Regions from separate parts of the Mus musculus genome. Here region 1 is linked to region 2. Evidence: chromatin contacts called from ENCODE Hi-C or POLR2A ChIA-PET data. All regions are on one chromosome and are shown on one strand. Each heading gives the region's core, a stretch centred on a gene start or an enhancer-like site at or near the end of the contact. The rest is flanking DNA. Distances are from core to core; before and after follow the strand shown. Region 1 holds the start of Gcsh (glycine cleavage system protein H (aminomethyl carrier)). Region 2 holds the start of Atmin (ATM interactor).

What was found. Hi-C counts contacts between places; a loop is a spot of excess contacts on that map. ChIA-PET counts read pairs that join two places held with the same protein, here RNA polymerase II (POLR2A).
Region 1: POLR2A ChIA-PET joins it to region 2 with 28 read pairs in embryonic stem cell. The contact joins the promoter of Gcsh here to the promoter of Atmin in region 2. A Hi-C loop is called at or near these places in 4 of 37 maps with a recorded cell type or tissue (heart and mouse trophoblast stem cell). POLR2A ChIA-PET finds 5 or more read pairs at or near these places in 4 of 5 experiments (Patski and embryonic stem cell).

What each region holds. Positions count from the first base shown.
Region 1 is chr8:116,988,637-116,995,355 of GRCm38, reverse strand. Gcsh (glycine cleavage system protein H (aminomethyl carrier)) reads left to right here and starts at 1,858. Exons shown (of 5, transcript NM_026572.4): 1 at 1,858-2,068; 2 at 6,153-6,232. The coding sequence starts at 1,930.
Region 2 is chr8:116,939,213-116,945,957 of GRCm38, reverse strand. It overlaps Atmin (ATM interactor), which reads right to left and starts at 2,565. Exons shown (of 4, transcript NM_177700.4): 1 at 2,208-2,565. The coding sequence starts at 2,531. Cenpn (centromere protein N) reads right to left here. Exons shown (of 12, transcript NM_028131.3): 11 at 5,388-5,514; 12 at 4,455-5,123. The coding sequence ends at 5,041. It also overlaps a transcript of Cmc2 not described here.

The DNA of each region.
Region 1 (6,719 bases), core at 609-3,108, 50 kb before region 2:
AATGACAAACTGATAGGTTTAAAGAACAGAAGAGCATTAGTGGTTGGTGGCACACACCTTTAATCCCAGCACTCAGGAGGCAGAGGCATCGGATTGTTTCGGTAAATATTAATTGGGGGTTTCTACCCCACCATAGATCCGCTAGTTCCCAAATAAAAGACATAAAACCTTTATATTTATAATAAGCCTTAAAGCACTAGAACTGGGCAGATATCAACCCTCTATGTTTTTTTTTTGTTTGTTTGTTTTTGGTTTTTGGTTTTTCGAGACAGGGTTTCTCTGTATAGTCCTGGCTGTCCTGGAACTCACTTTGTAGACCAGGCTGGCCTTGAACTCAGAAATTCACCTGCCTCTGCCTCCCAAGTGCTGGGATTAAAGGTGTGCGCCACCACGCCCCGGCTGTCTCTCTGTCTCTCTTTTTTTAATATATATAAATGTTTAATCTATCTATCTATCCATCCATCCATCATCTATCTATCTATCTATCTATCTATCTATCTATCTATCTATCTTTGGTTTTCGGAGACAGAGTTCCTCTGGTTGTCTGGTATAGCCCTGGCTGTTCTGGAACTCACTATAGACCAGGCTGACATTGAATTCAGAGATCTGTCCCTGAGTGCTAGGATTAAAGCTGCATGCAGCTACCAGGCTGGAATCTCTTCTTGAGGGTTGGGTTGCTTTGTTTGTTTGCTGGCTCTGTAGAGTCTTCCCTATAGGGCTGGTCAGTTTAAAGAAAAGACAGGATCACTGGCTGGCCTACAAGTGTAAGCCGGTCCTGATGTGGCCTTGAACTACTTGAGCCAGTCCCTGAGCAGGAGGCTGGCTGGGCTGGCAGGAGAAGAAACAGCCCATTTTAAAAGGTACCACCCGTTTTTAAGGTACCGGGCTTTTGTCTCAGCTCAGGGGGGTGTAGATGAAGCTGGCCATCATGGAAGCTCACCACCTTTGTCATCTACCAGAGTTTTTATCTAACTGCTACTTCCTTGCCACCAGCAGCCCTAGTTTGGCTTGAATGTCTGGTACAGCTTCTAGTATATATTGTTCCGCCCTTCCCCTCATCCACTGTACAGACTCTGGGTTCCCTGCCCCCAGTACATCCTACGCTTTTCTCTTGGCTAAGGGACACTGAGCCTTTTCAGGGAGCCTTCTCTCCCTCTCCAAGGACATCTGCAGCCACCTCAGGGTAAATCCTGTTTTGTCTTGGTGGTGCCAACCCATTTCCCTTGACAGTGAACATAAGGAATGGAGGTCCCTGACTTGATAACTCCGAGGATGGACAACTCCTTACTCGGAAATCCGCCTGCCTCTGCCTCCCGAGTGCTGGGATTAAAGGCGTGCGCCACCACGCCCGGCTCCCTTTTCTCTTTCTGTCCTTTTTCTTTCCTCCCTCCCTCCCTCTTTCTTTCTTTGAAACAGGGTTTGATGCCTAGAACGGTCTTAAATGAATCCCATGGGGGTGACCTTGTGCAGTTAGGCGTAACTGTGTGCTTTAAGGGCCTGGCGGCACCTCATCTTCCGTAGGACTTTTTGGCTTAGTGGCATGAGACTGCGTTAGCCCAGCAAAACCATCCTTGCTGGAATCTTTCTCTGGCCCCTGCAGCGATGCAGTTCAGGGCAACTCCTAGATTGCGGACTTGGAGCTTCTATTCGCAAGATTCTACTCTCCGCCCTCCAGTGAGGCCCCGCCTCCTCCCTGCCCAGCCAATCTGCGCCTCTCACACAGCCCCATCCGGGCCTCAGCGCCTCCACATGCACACGCCCCTCGCGCGGGTTGTCCTATCCGAAGTGGAACCTTCAAGATGTCCAATCAGAGCGCGCCTCTCCCGGGCTCCGCCCCCGGGCCTGGGTGCTCCGCTTACTCTGGACCCACCCCGTCCCCACCGGCCCGGTGGCGGAGGCGAAGCGCAGTTACCCTCCGGACCTCTGACCATGTCGCTGCAAGTGTCGAGGAGCTTGCGGGTTGTGGCCTACAGCCTGCGCACCGCCCTGACCTTCTGCTCGCCGCGGCCCTGTGTACCGAGCGCCGCCGCCGTCCGCTCACTGCGCACCGGATCTGCTTTGCTGTCGGGTAAGTGCAGGGCACGTGGTCACCGCTCCTGCCCGCCCTACTCCCAAGCCTCCTGGCCGGACCGACCTATAGCCCTACCCACGCTTCTCGCTCTTGGGATCCTGGTTCTGCGGCCTTTCTCCCTAAGTAGGCGGGAGAGTACAGGAGCAAACTTTGAACCCGGGGTAGAAAGGTGGAGCTGGGAGGGAAGGACGGCTGGACCCGCAGGTAAACCGGCCACTCGTGCCGGGCTGAGCTTGCTTTTAGGTGCACCGAGATCCTAAATGTGGGGAGCACTTAGGTTTGCTGTGGAACCTAACAGCAGTTTGTTTACGAGGAACTGCGAAGTGAAGTTAAGCAGAAACACATACTAAAATTTAGCAGAATGCATATACAGATGAATGAAAAGTCAGAGTAACAGAAATAAGCTTTTTACTCTCTCCCCCGCCCCCCGCAAAATCAAGCGTAGTGAGGAAGCTTTAGCTGTGAACTACAGACAGCAGGAAAAGTTCTAACGTCTGAGTCATTGATGTGTACTGGGGTTCAAACGAGCCTGGTTTGACGGACTGGAAATAGCTGGGAGACCTGCCCATTGTACGCGTTTGCACAGTTAGCTGGGAAACAGTTTTATGTGCAAGTAGTGGAGACCTTACTCAGGCAGCACAAATCGGAACGGCTGCTCTCAGCGAGTGCCGTGGGTCAGAAATCTGTGGAACTCAAAATGTTGATCACGTTATTCCTCGGTGTGGAGTGCCACGTTTCTTCCTTTCTTGCTAAAATTTCTCCAGTTTTTCACACACCAGACCGTTATTGACTGGAGTACAAGGGTAAAGAAATGCTCAAATAAGCAGTCCGTTTCAAACCAGGCATGGTGGGTGGCTTCCACCGGTAACCGTGTCAGCACTGCTGAGGTGGAGGATCGCTGTGAGGCCGAGGGCAGCTGGAGCTACATACTGAGTTCCAGGTATTTGGTTAAATATTGCCTAATGTGTCAATTCCCACGGTCTGCTTAACTACTCAGGTTCTTTTCATTTTTACCCTCTTTGAACTGGCAGAATTGTGCACACTTATTATGCAGGGTGCAGAGCCTTGTGCTTGTTGAAACACAGACATTATTCAATTCTGGTTTTTCCTCTTAGAGCTGTGTGGTCTCGGGCACAGTCTCTCAACTTCTCAGAACCCCAGTGCCCTGCATTAGAACAGTGGAGGCGAGGCAATAGCTACCTCAGAGTTACTGGGAAGTCGTCCTGTCACCTGCAGCTTGACATATTAGCAGTGAATAGTTTTATTAACTATTAGTGTGTAGTGCCAGATAGCACCACTGACCCATATTAAGCAAGCTATTGTGTTTGAGAATGCAGTATCTTCAGTTTCAGCTCAGATTTTCTGAGGCCCCAAACCATGGTGGGGTTTTGTTTCTGTTTTCTCAAGGCTGGGTTTCTCTGTGTAATCTTCCCTATTCTAGAACTCTCTCTCTCTGTAGATCAGGCTGGCCTAGAACTCACAGAAGTCTACCTGCCTCTTCCTCTCTGAGTGCTGGGATTTAGGTGTGCCGCCCCCCCCCCCCCCCCCAGTCTGTTTCTGCTCTGAGGTCTGCTCTCACTGCGAAGCTGGAGAGACCCCTGTGTAGCTGAGGATGACAACTTCAGATCCTTCCACAGTGCTGCGACTGGACTGCCGAGCACCACCAAACCCAGCTGTGCAATGGTAGAGACTGAACTCAGAGCTACCACAGTGATAGGCAAGCACCCATCCCCCAAAGCCACATCCCCAGGTCTCAAACTGTGTTTTTCGAGGATTAGGAAGAAAGTAATTATTTACCTAATCTGCTTTCTTCAGTGAGGTCAAGGGTTAACGGAGAATTGTAATCTGTGCCTAAGCCTAGGTAGCATTCCTGGGCTAAAAGGACAATATGGACTTTAAGGGCAAGTGGACCTGGGTGTGCTGAGCTCAGAATGCTGCTGGCTCAAACTGAAGCTGCAAAGTTGAGGCAGAGCAGCGACACTGTCAGCGGTGTGGCCGAGGATAGCGCAAAGGGTCAGAGATCTGTGACTGTCCGCCCCTGGTCAGATGCTGTGTTGAGGTGATGATTGTTGGTCATAAGGTAATCAGGGGGTTCTAGACTTGTAAGAGAATGGCAGTTGAGAGCCACAGCCACATAGCTGTGCATCATCTTTGACCCAAATCCCTTTTCCTTTATTTTTTTTAGCAGGGTTGGGAATTGAAGCCAAGGCTTTGGCCCTTTCTTCAAGGACAGGCTTAAAGAATTGCAGAATTTTAAGAACTTGGCCAAGTTATAATTGTTTATAGGAAGCCTGTTTCAGTCCATAGAACTAAGTTGCAGTTACCTTAGAGAACTCTACCTAAAGACTCACATTACCCTTTTTTAGGTTAAATCTTTTGGTTTTCATATCTTTGTTGTTGTTGTTTTGTTTCTTGAGACAGGGTTTCTCTGCAGCCCTGGCTGTCCTGGAACTTACTCTGTAGACCAGGCTGGCCTTGAACTCAGAAATCCACCTGCCTCTGCCTCCCAAGTGCTGGGATTAAAGGCGTGCGCCACCACGCCCAGCTTGGTTTTCATATCTTAAAAGGTTTATGCTACACGTGTTTTGCTTGCATGTGTGTCTTTGCACCACATGTGTGCCCTTGGAGGTCAGAGAAGGCTTTCAGATGGTTGAAAGCCATCCTGTGAGTGCTGGAAGCCACTCCTATGGTCCTATACAAGAGCAACATATGCTTTTAACTGCTAAGCCACCTCCGCTTCAAATCTTTTTTTTTTTTGTTTTTTTTTTTTTCGAGACAGGGTTTCTCTGTGTAGCCCTGGCTGTCCTGGAACTCACTTTGTAGACCAGGCTGGCCTCGAACTCAGAAATCCGCCTGCCTCTGCCTCCCGAGTGCTGGGATTAAAGGCGTGTGCCACCATGCCCGGCTTTCAAATCTTTTTTTAAGACAGGGTCTTGTGTTGCCCAAGCTCCCTTGAACTCAGACTCAATTGATCCCCCTTTCTTAGCCTCTCCACTCAGTATTACAGTTACAGGCCATTGTGCCCAGTGTAAATCAATCCCCTCCCCCACTGGTGGGATTGATCCAGAGCCTCACATGGTAGCCAAGTTATCTATTGAGCTACATTCTCAGTTCTTCAAACATTGATTCTTGTGTTTTGAGATTGCCTTAATGGTATCTTATTTATTTTTACATGTATGGGTATTATGTCCGTGTTGTATGGCTGCATCATGTGCATGCAGTACCTGTAGAAGCCACAAGGACTCAGATCCCCTGGGTCTGGAGTTAAGGATGACTGAGCCACCATGTGGGTGCTGGGAATTGAACACGCGCAACATAAATCTTAACTGATGAGCCATCTCTAAAGCCATCTTAATGGTCTTAACCTTTCAATCCTACCACCTCCTAAGTGCTAGGTCACAGGCATATGCTGAACTAAACTGACCAGCTAAACTTGACACATTCCCACCTCAGCCCCTATATTTCCAGATGAGTCAGCTGTGTACTGGCATGCATTACTTTCTGTGTGAGCAGGCTTTATTCTGCCTCCCCAAAGCCATCACCCCAAGCCTGTCTTCAAAAGAATAGTCATTGGATAAACTCAGCAAATATACTCTGAAATTTTGGGGGGACTTAGACAGATGTTAAAACAGATAAGCCCAGAGATGTACAAGGATTCCATCTAAGATATGATCTTTGGAGTGCGAGAGATAGCTCTGAGGTTAAAAGCACTAGCTGCTGTTCCAGAAGACCTAGGTTTGGGTAACTCCAGTTTCTGGGTATCTGACATCTTCTGGCCTCAATGAACTCTGCACACATGTGGTGTTCATACATATATATATTCAGGTAAGGCCCTCACCTACATAAACACCTATTGATCTTTACAACATTCATCTCAGTCCATCTATGGCTACACAATGTTTTTTAAAATGTCTTATCTTTATACATTGTTATTCTGCTGGGCATCAAACTACTCAAGCAATGTCAGTTAAACTAAACACCAAACCCTGGAGAAGTCTTAGCCTTTTGACAGCAATGATGTTTGAAGGGCTTTGAAGAAACGCTGCTGCTGTTTTTCTGAAATACTGGTCTTGTGTTTTAGTGCGTAAATTCACAGAGAAACATGAGTGGATAACGACAGAGGAAGGTATTGGAACGGTGGGAATCAGCAATTTTGCACAGGTACTGGCTTGCCTTGACGTGTTTCTAACAGCCTGCTCTCAAGTAGGTTGGAGTCTCTCCACCTTATGAAAATGGCATTGTGCTTTGGGCTTTTCTAAAGATCCTTAGGGAAAAGTCAGAAGTAAAAGTGGTCAAATGTACATTAGTTAGGGCCAGTGTATGTGTTACAAGGGATAACGTGTTTGGCATGGTGGCACAAACTTGTTACTTCATACTTAGGCTGAGGTGGGACACCATGAGTTCAGCCTGTGCTAAATAGGAAGTTTCTTTCTTTTTGGAAAAACAACTATACTGGGGCAAAGTAGGGTACTTAAAAGTAGGGAAGATTATTTAAGAAGTGTTCCATGTTGGATAGGTGAGGGCAAGCTCGAGAGCTTGCGGGGAGGGGACATTGCCATTGTAGGTACTGTGAGAAGCCACATGACCTAGGATGGGAAACACAGCTAATGATAAACACAGCTAATGCAAAGAGAACCCTTTTGTTTAG
Region 2 (6,745 bases), core at 1,316-3,815:
GCTATGTCACACAGGCCCCTGCATTAGAAAAAAATAACAGACTCCCTTTCCATCAGACAACAGATGCTTAGGAGCTGTGGGGCCCTGAGGTTACCAAGGCAGAGGCTACAAGGAAGTGAGCTGCCGGACAGGGAAACAACAGCCATAGGAAACCCTGAGGCAGTTTAAATACTGCTAAACAAAGCTTCCAGAGACCAAGCAGGAATCTTCTCCCAACAGCCCGTCTTTCTGTTGTCCAATATCTGGGTTCAGGAGTGGGCCAGGCCGTTCACTGCTGTCTCTAGATAAGAGAATCTGAAAAGCGGATGAAGAGTCTGGGAAGAATGACACACAGGCCCTAGGCCAGAGAGGACTCTGGTACTCCGACATACTCAAATCTGAATAAACATCTGACTGCTGATGTCCACACTTGCTGGAGCAGGTCATGGTGGCACACACTGTAGTCCCAGCGCTTGGGGGTAGGCAGGAACACTCCCAGTAAGTTTAGGCTACTCTGGTCTACAGAGTGAACTCAGGCTAGACAGGGTTCCATAGCAAGACCCCGCCTAAGAACTGAACTGAACCAAACCAAACCTGTACTGGCTCAGACATGTTCTTCCTGTCACGTGTCATACCTGCCCTCCTGTGTATTTCTGAGCTGTGAGCACCAATCTAATGTACATTATCACACCACTTCACCACAGCCAGTGGCATCTCTGTGCTTCCAAGGCAGAACCAAGTTGTAGGGGTACAGTGCTCCCCCAATAGCAGGTCCAGATTAAAGAACAAACACTTCGCTAAGAAATGCTGGCTAGAATCACTGTGGCCAACACCAAGGATGCCCTTGGTCAGAGCAGCAGCTTTGTTTTGTGATCAGAAATCACCCGGGGCTGGAGCTGAAGCTGGAGCCCAGAAGAGTGCTTGCCTAGAAAACCTGGGTTTGGTCCCAAGCACTGAATAAAAATGGGCATGATGATGCATGCCGGCAGCCTCAGCATTTAGGAGACTTCAGGAGCATTTAGGGCAGGAGGATCAAGAGTTCAAGGTTATCCTCAGCTACATGGTGAGTTTGAGGATAGTTTGGGCTATACAAGGACATGAACTATCCTATCAGCAAGGGGGACAACACTGAAGGCTGGTGACCGTTGTTGAATGCAAGTTGTAAGGAGCTGAGGGATTAGGCCATGGAATTATTACAGGCACACTCACTCTCCACCCCCCTAAATCATGGTGAGAGAAAGAGAGAATTTAACATTTAGGATGAAAGAGGAAGCTTCAGGTTGGAGCCTGTAGTGAGTTGTGTTCTGGAACGAGGCTCAAACCTTTACACAGAACTTCCTCAGCTTGCCCCTGCTGACATTTCCTGACTGACCTTTCCCTGACATCACTGTTGCCTTTTGTTGGCCTTACTACACTTATTGGCCTTACTACAGAGTAAAACCTAAAAGTTACAGTTGGGGAGTTCTCAGGGGTGGGGGTGGGGGATGCCCACGGTGAATTCACCTGCAGGTCAGAGAGATCCTGCAACCCTCCAAGTAATGACTCAAATCTGACCAGGGGAAAGGCGCACAAAACTGCTTTCAGTGACTTGCGTTTTCCAGTTGGAGCACTGGGGGCACTGAGATCTGACGGTGAAAGGAAGCTTTCTACTGTAAAAGCTGAGCAGCTGTGACTTAACAGGTCTGGCATGGGGGCCCTAACATCTGATTTCCTCCCCCAAGCTTCCAGAGTATACCATGGGTTTGAAAGCCACCGTCCCCATTTATGTAACACGGAGAGGTCTTGGTCAGACATCCGTCATACCAGCTACCGGTGAACCTCCTCCTTACAGATCCACGGGAGAAACCTCCCTCCCCTCTCCTTCCTGCGCAGAGTTGATCTCAGCAGCCTCGTGAAACTTGCAGCTCAAGTGCCCAGAGTCCAACCCAACCCGCAGCCGCTTTTGAGTGACCAGGTAGGACCCACCGGCAGTTTCGTGGGAGGGGCGGAAAGCCTGCGGGGTTGCATCTGGGTGCCTTGGCGACATCACCTGTCGCTCATCCTTGGAACCTGAGTAAACAGGCAGGCTCCCCGAGGTGTTGTGGGCACGCCACCGAGAAGCTGCTTGCCCGGTGCGTTGTGCGCGCTCCCCCGCGCTCTCGCCGTGCTCGGTCGGTCGGGCGCAGGTGGCAGGGCACGGCGCAAACCCCGCACACCCCGCGCCCGCGTCCCCGCCGCGGCCCGCTCACCTGCAGTCGGTGGCTCTTGACGAGGTGCATGTTGAGCGCAGGGCTGTTGGGCAGGATCTTGCCGCAGCCGCGCACGGTGCACAGAATATTGGTGCGCACAGCCCGGGACAGCTCGCTCACAGTCGGCTGGATCAGCTCCCGGGCCGGTGGCACCGGGGCCGCGGCCCGAGCCCTGGCCGGTCTCGGCCGGCTGCCTTGCAGTCGCGACTCGGGCGGCCTCCACGGGCTAGAGGCGGCGGCGGCTCCCCGCGTGCTCGCCGGCGTGGCCGGGACACCCGGGGCCGGACCCGCAGAATCGGCCGCCGCCGCCTCCGTGGCCGCCATGGCTCCCGCACGGCCGCCAGGCCCCTCTCGCAGTGCCCGCCCCCGCCGCAGCCACTTCCGGCAGGGGGCGGGGCCTCCGGGCTCATTAGCATCCGGCCGGTCGGTGGCCGCAGCGCCGCCCGCCGGCCGCGGCGAGCGCGTGTTGGAGGTTGAAGTCCCATGTGCTGGGAGAACAGGTGAATTGGATAGGTTCCATGAACCCACACTTTCTACTTCCTAGGGACCTGAGCTCAGGCAACAGCTGGATAGAAGAGAAAGAGATGCTTTCAGGTTTAACCTTTTTTTTTTGACCGTTGATTTATTGTTATTAGGAATAAATTTTATATTGTAGACTATTTGATTAGCATGCTTAAGGCCCTGGATTTGATCGGTAGCACACTAAAAACAAAACAAAACAAACTTATCTTATTCTTTGAGGCCCCGCCTGGCCTCAGAATCCCCATATAATCAAGGAGTCCTTGAACTCCTTATTCTCTTACCACTACCTCCATACTCCTGGGGTTTTACTAAGCCTAGTGGTAGCGTTAAAGATTGAACCCAGTGCCTTAGACGTGTACTCTGCCAGCTGAGCTACAGCCCAGCCCCCACAGACTAATTCTCTCTTATCTCTGAAGAGGGAAGAGTCTGAGGTGGATCTAGTCGGCTGAAAGCAAGGTGTCAGCTGGGCTTGTTCTTCCAAGGATCTTGCCTTTTTCAGCGTCTAGAGGTCACCTGCATTTCTTTGCCAATGGGCCTTCCTTTACACCAAAATCAGGAATGGGAAGTTGAGTCTGTCACATTTCATAACCGACATCTATCGTCATCATGCCACCTACTACATTGGACCTGGGTATCACAGGGCCAATGGGCTCAACTGCAGAGTCCCTTTGCCTTGGGGACATACTCAGACTCCAGGAATTCTGAAGCAGGCATTTTTGAGAATTGTTCAGCATGACGCTAGGCTTTCTTGTTCAGATTCCAGGTCCAGATTCCTGCCAACTGTACCAGGGAGAGTTACGAAGTAGAATAAATACCCCAGCAAGTGCAAGGGCTTCGGCAGTTCCCATTCAGCCACTCATGAACCTTGTGGGCAGAATGACTTCTTTGTATGTGACTGACTGGTCGGGAGAGTGGTCAAAGGGAGCTAGTGGGGCTAGGGGGATGGCTCTGTGGTTAAGAGCACTTAATGTTCTTACACAAGACAGGTTTGATTCCAAGCACCCAAATGGTGGTTTACAACCATCCATAACTCCAGTTCCCAGGCACGAATGTGGTATACATACACAGATGCAAACAAAGCACTCATACAAATAAAATCAAACCATCCCCCCTCCCCCTTAAAAAGGTATGTATGGAGGAAATGTCTTTAAGCCTTAGTTAGGGTTTCTATTGTGATAAAACACCGTGACCAAAAAGCAAGTTGGGGGAGGAAAGGGTTTATTTGGCTTAGACTTCCAGATTGTAGCCCATCACTGGAGGAAGTCAGGACAGGAACTCAAACAGGGTAGGGATCCGGAGACAGGAACTGATGCAGAGGCCATGGAGGGGCGCTGCTTACTGGCTTGCTCAGCCTGCTTTCTTATAGAACCCAGGATCACCAGCCCAGGGATGGGACCATCTCTCTCATCAATCACTAATTAAGAAAATACCCTTCAGCCTGAAAATACCCTTGCCTGCAGCCTGATATTAGGAAGGCATTTCCTGAAACTGAGATTCCCTCCTCTCAGACAACTCTAGCTTGTATCAAGTTGACGTGAGAACTTGTCAGCACAAAGCCCAAATACTCAGATCACTGAGGGACGAGGGAAGCGCCTGACATGTCTGACCAAGCTAAAACTTAAAATGGTTCCATATCGGATGACCCACAGCCTGTACACATTACTGTATAAGTATTACTTAGTCCTTTCACGACTATTTGTATATTCATCCAAAGGAACTGATAATGCGTTTGTCAGTATCTTTATTCACAGATCAGTGATGCTCAGTTTCAGTGTGCCATGGATAAAAGATCACGAGAAGCATATGTATATTAGGAATATGTATAATAGAGAAGTTGTTTTACACAAAGAGGCCGTTAGATATGCAGCCTTGCGTAGTAGCCTCCAGCTTCCCTCTGACTCTCCTAGTTTGGGGTTGGGTAGCTTCTTGGTTCTTCTGTGATCAAGGGTGTGTAACAGAGATCCCACAGGGACGGACTTCTGAGGAGAAGCAGCAGCGGGAGGAAGGACAGGAGGTGCCTACAGAGTCAACCCATGCTCCACTTCTGTGCGTGCCAGGGTTGAGGCCAACCTGCAGCCTCCTGCGTGTGCGTGCACATATTTATCACTTGTCAAATGCCCACAGCTGCTGCACTTAATAGACGGGAAGAGAGAGGGCATGCACGGATGAAGGACAGATGCAGTCCCAATCGTTCATTAAAAACACCGAATGTCCGACGCCAAGGATTGGCTTCTAAGACACAAGACTGTACACAGAAGCTGGTCGGTTATAACTGGACCTGCATGTGCAGCGGAAGCCAAGCCATATGTATTCATTTATCTCTAATTTTAAAATAATTCATTTTCTTGCTCGGTATGCAGGTGAGCAGGGGAGAAAGTGGTGCATCTGCAATTCCTGAAAACAAGAAAACGAAACATAAGAATGACCACGGGGACACTCAGTCTAAACACGGCTACGGTCAGAAAGAGTTATGGGCACCTTCTCCTACCCCCTAATAGGCACAGACACGAAAAGGGGAAAAGGGCTGGAGGGGAAGCAGACTGGAGAGGAGGGAGGGCTCAGAGGGAACCGGCTTACAGGGAACCAGATGGCCATCTCCCGAGAAGCAACAGCCACTGGTGATATCTGGCTGGCCCGTGACATAAACTGACCACTTACCGGCTGGAGCTAAGGATTTCAAGGCTTCCAAAAGATGTGGACTGGAGAACTTTACAAGGCACCGGAAGGGCTCTTTCCTGTCGGCCAAGAGGCCCCCACCTATGTTACTCTTGAACTTGGTTTCCAGCTGTCAAAAATATATGTATTTGTAAATGATGGTTAAGTTCTGGGATCAGCTGGGATGGTGAGAGATAATGAACCAATTATGTATTTCATTAATTCCTACACACGGATTAATACACACAAAGCCCATTTAACTTAACTGCACAGGCAGAAAGCATCTGTTATAGGAAGGATGTCCAGCAGAAAGTGCCAGCGCTGTATCTGGCTCATAGCAGAGGCTGGCTGTCAGAGCAGCCCTCAGCACAGTACTCACCTACTGTGGGAACTAAAAAGGGGTTGAGGGAAAGAGGGGGGGAGGGAGGATAGCCCATGTCAGGCCAGAGTTCCACCTATGCTCTTTCCACTCAACCCTGGCTGGGCATCTAAGCCACTGACTCCATTTGATGGGGGTGTGAGTGGGGTGTGGGTGTGGTGGACAAGGGGCAGCCCCCGACTGGGGGCCCGGGGCTACACCCTGTAGCCCCGGGAATATGGGAGAGAGGGCTGAGGGAGAGAGGTTCCCACACAGGCGAGAGTCTGCACAGAGGGCCTTGATGAGCAGAGACGGTCTATGGTTTTAGAGCTTTATTATAGAAAGGAAGGGGGAAAGAGAGAAGGTAGAAAAGAGAGAGAGACAGAGAGACAGAGAGAGACAGGCTATGGCTAAGAGGAGAGAAGGGAGGAAAAGGAGAGAGAAGAAAGGCTAGAGAATAAGAGGGAGGGAGAGGGAGAGAGAGGAGAGAAGACAAAGAGAGAGGAGTGAGAGCGCAAGGAGGGGCCAAACAGCCCCCTTTAAAGTATGTTGCTACCTTTTCTGCTGCTAGGAAACTGGGGAGGAGTCTAGCCTAAAGATTAGAAGCTTGGAACATGGCCTATGTGACTGCTAGCCACACACTTCTCCTGTGGGGGGTGGGGGGGGGGTAACTTCGACAGGAGCCAGAGTCCCAGACATAAGAGAACTCCTTCGGTCCCAAGTAGGTAAATTAACACCACCAGGTCCCAGGGTTCAGACCTCAGCTCGACTGGAAACCAGCCTGTCTGTGTATAGTCCAATGCCCCACAATCTACAGGGGAAGCTCTGTCCACACTTCCCTCAGCATAGCACCCCAGCTGTGGGAGAAGCCAAAGTCTGTGCTGCCCACAGGCGCCTGACCGTTACATTCTGCATTCAAATAAAGGCACTAAATCTCAGGGCTGGAGAAAGGGCTCAGTGGTTAAGAGCACTTGCTGTTCTTGTCGAGGACCTAAGTTAGGTT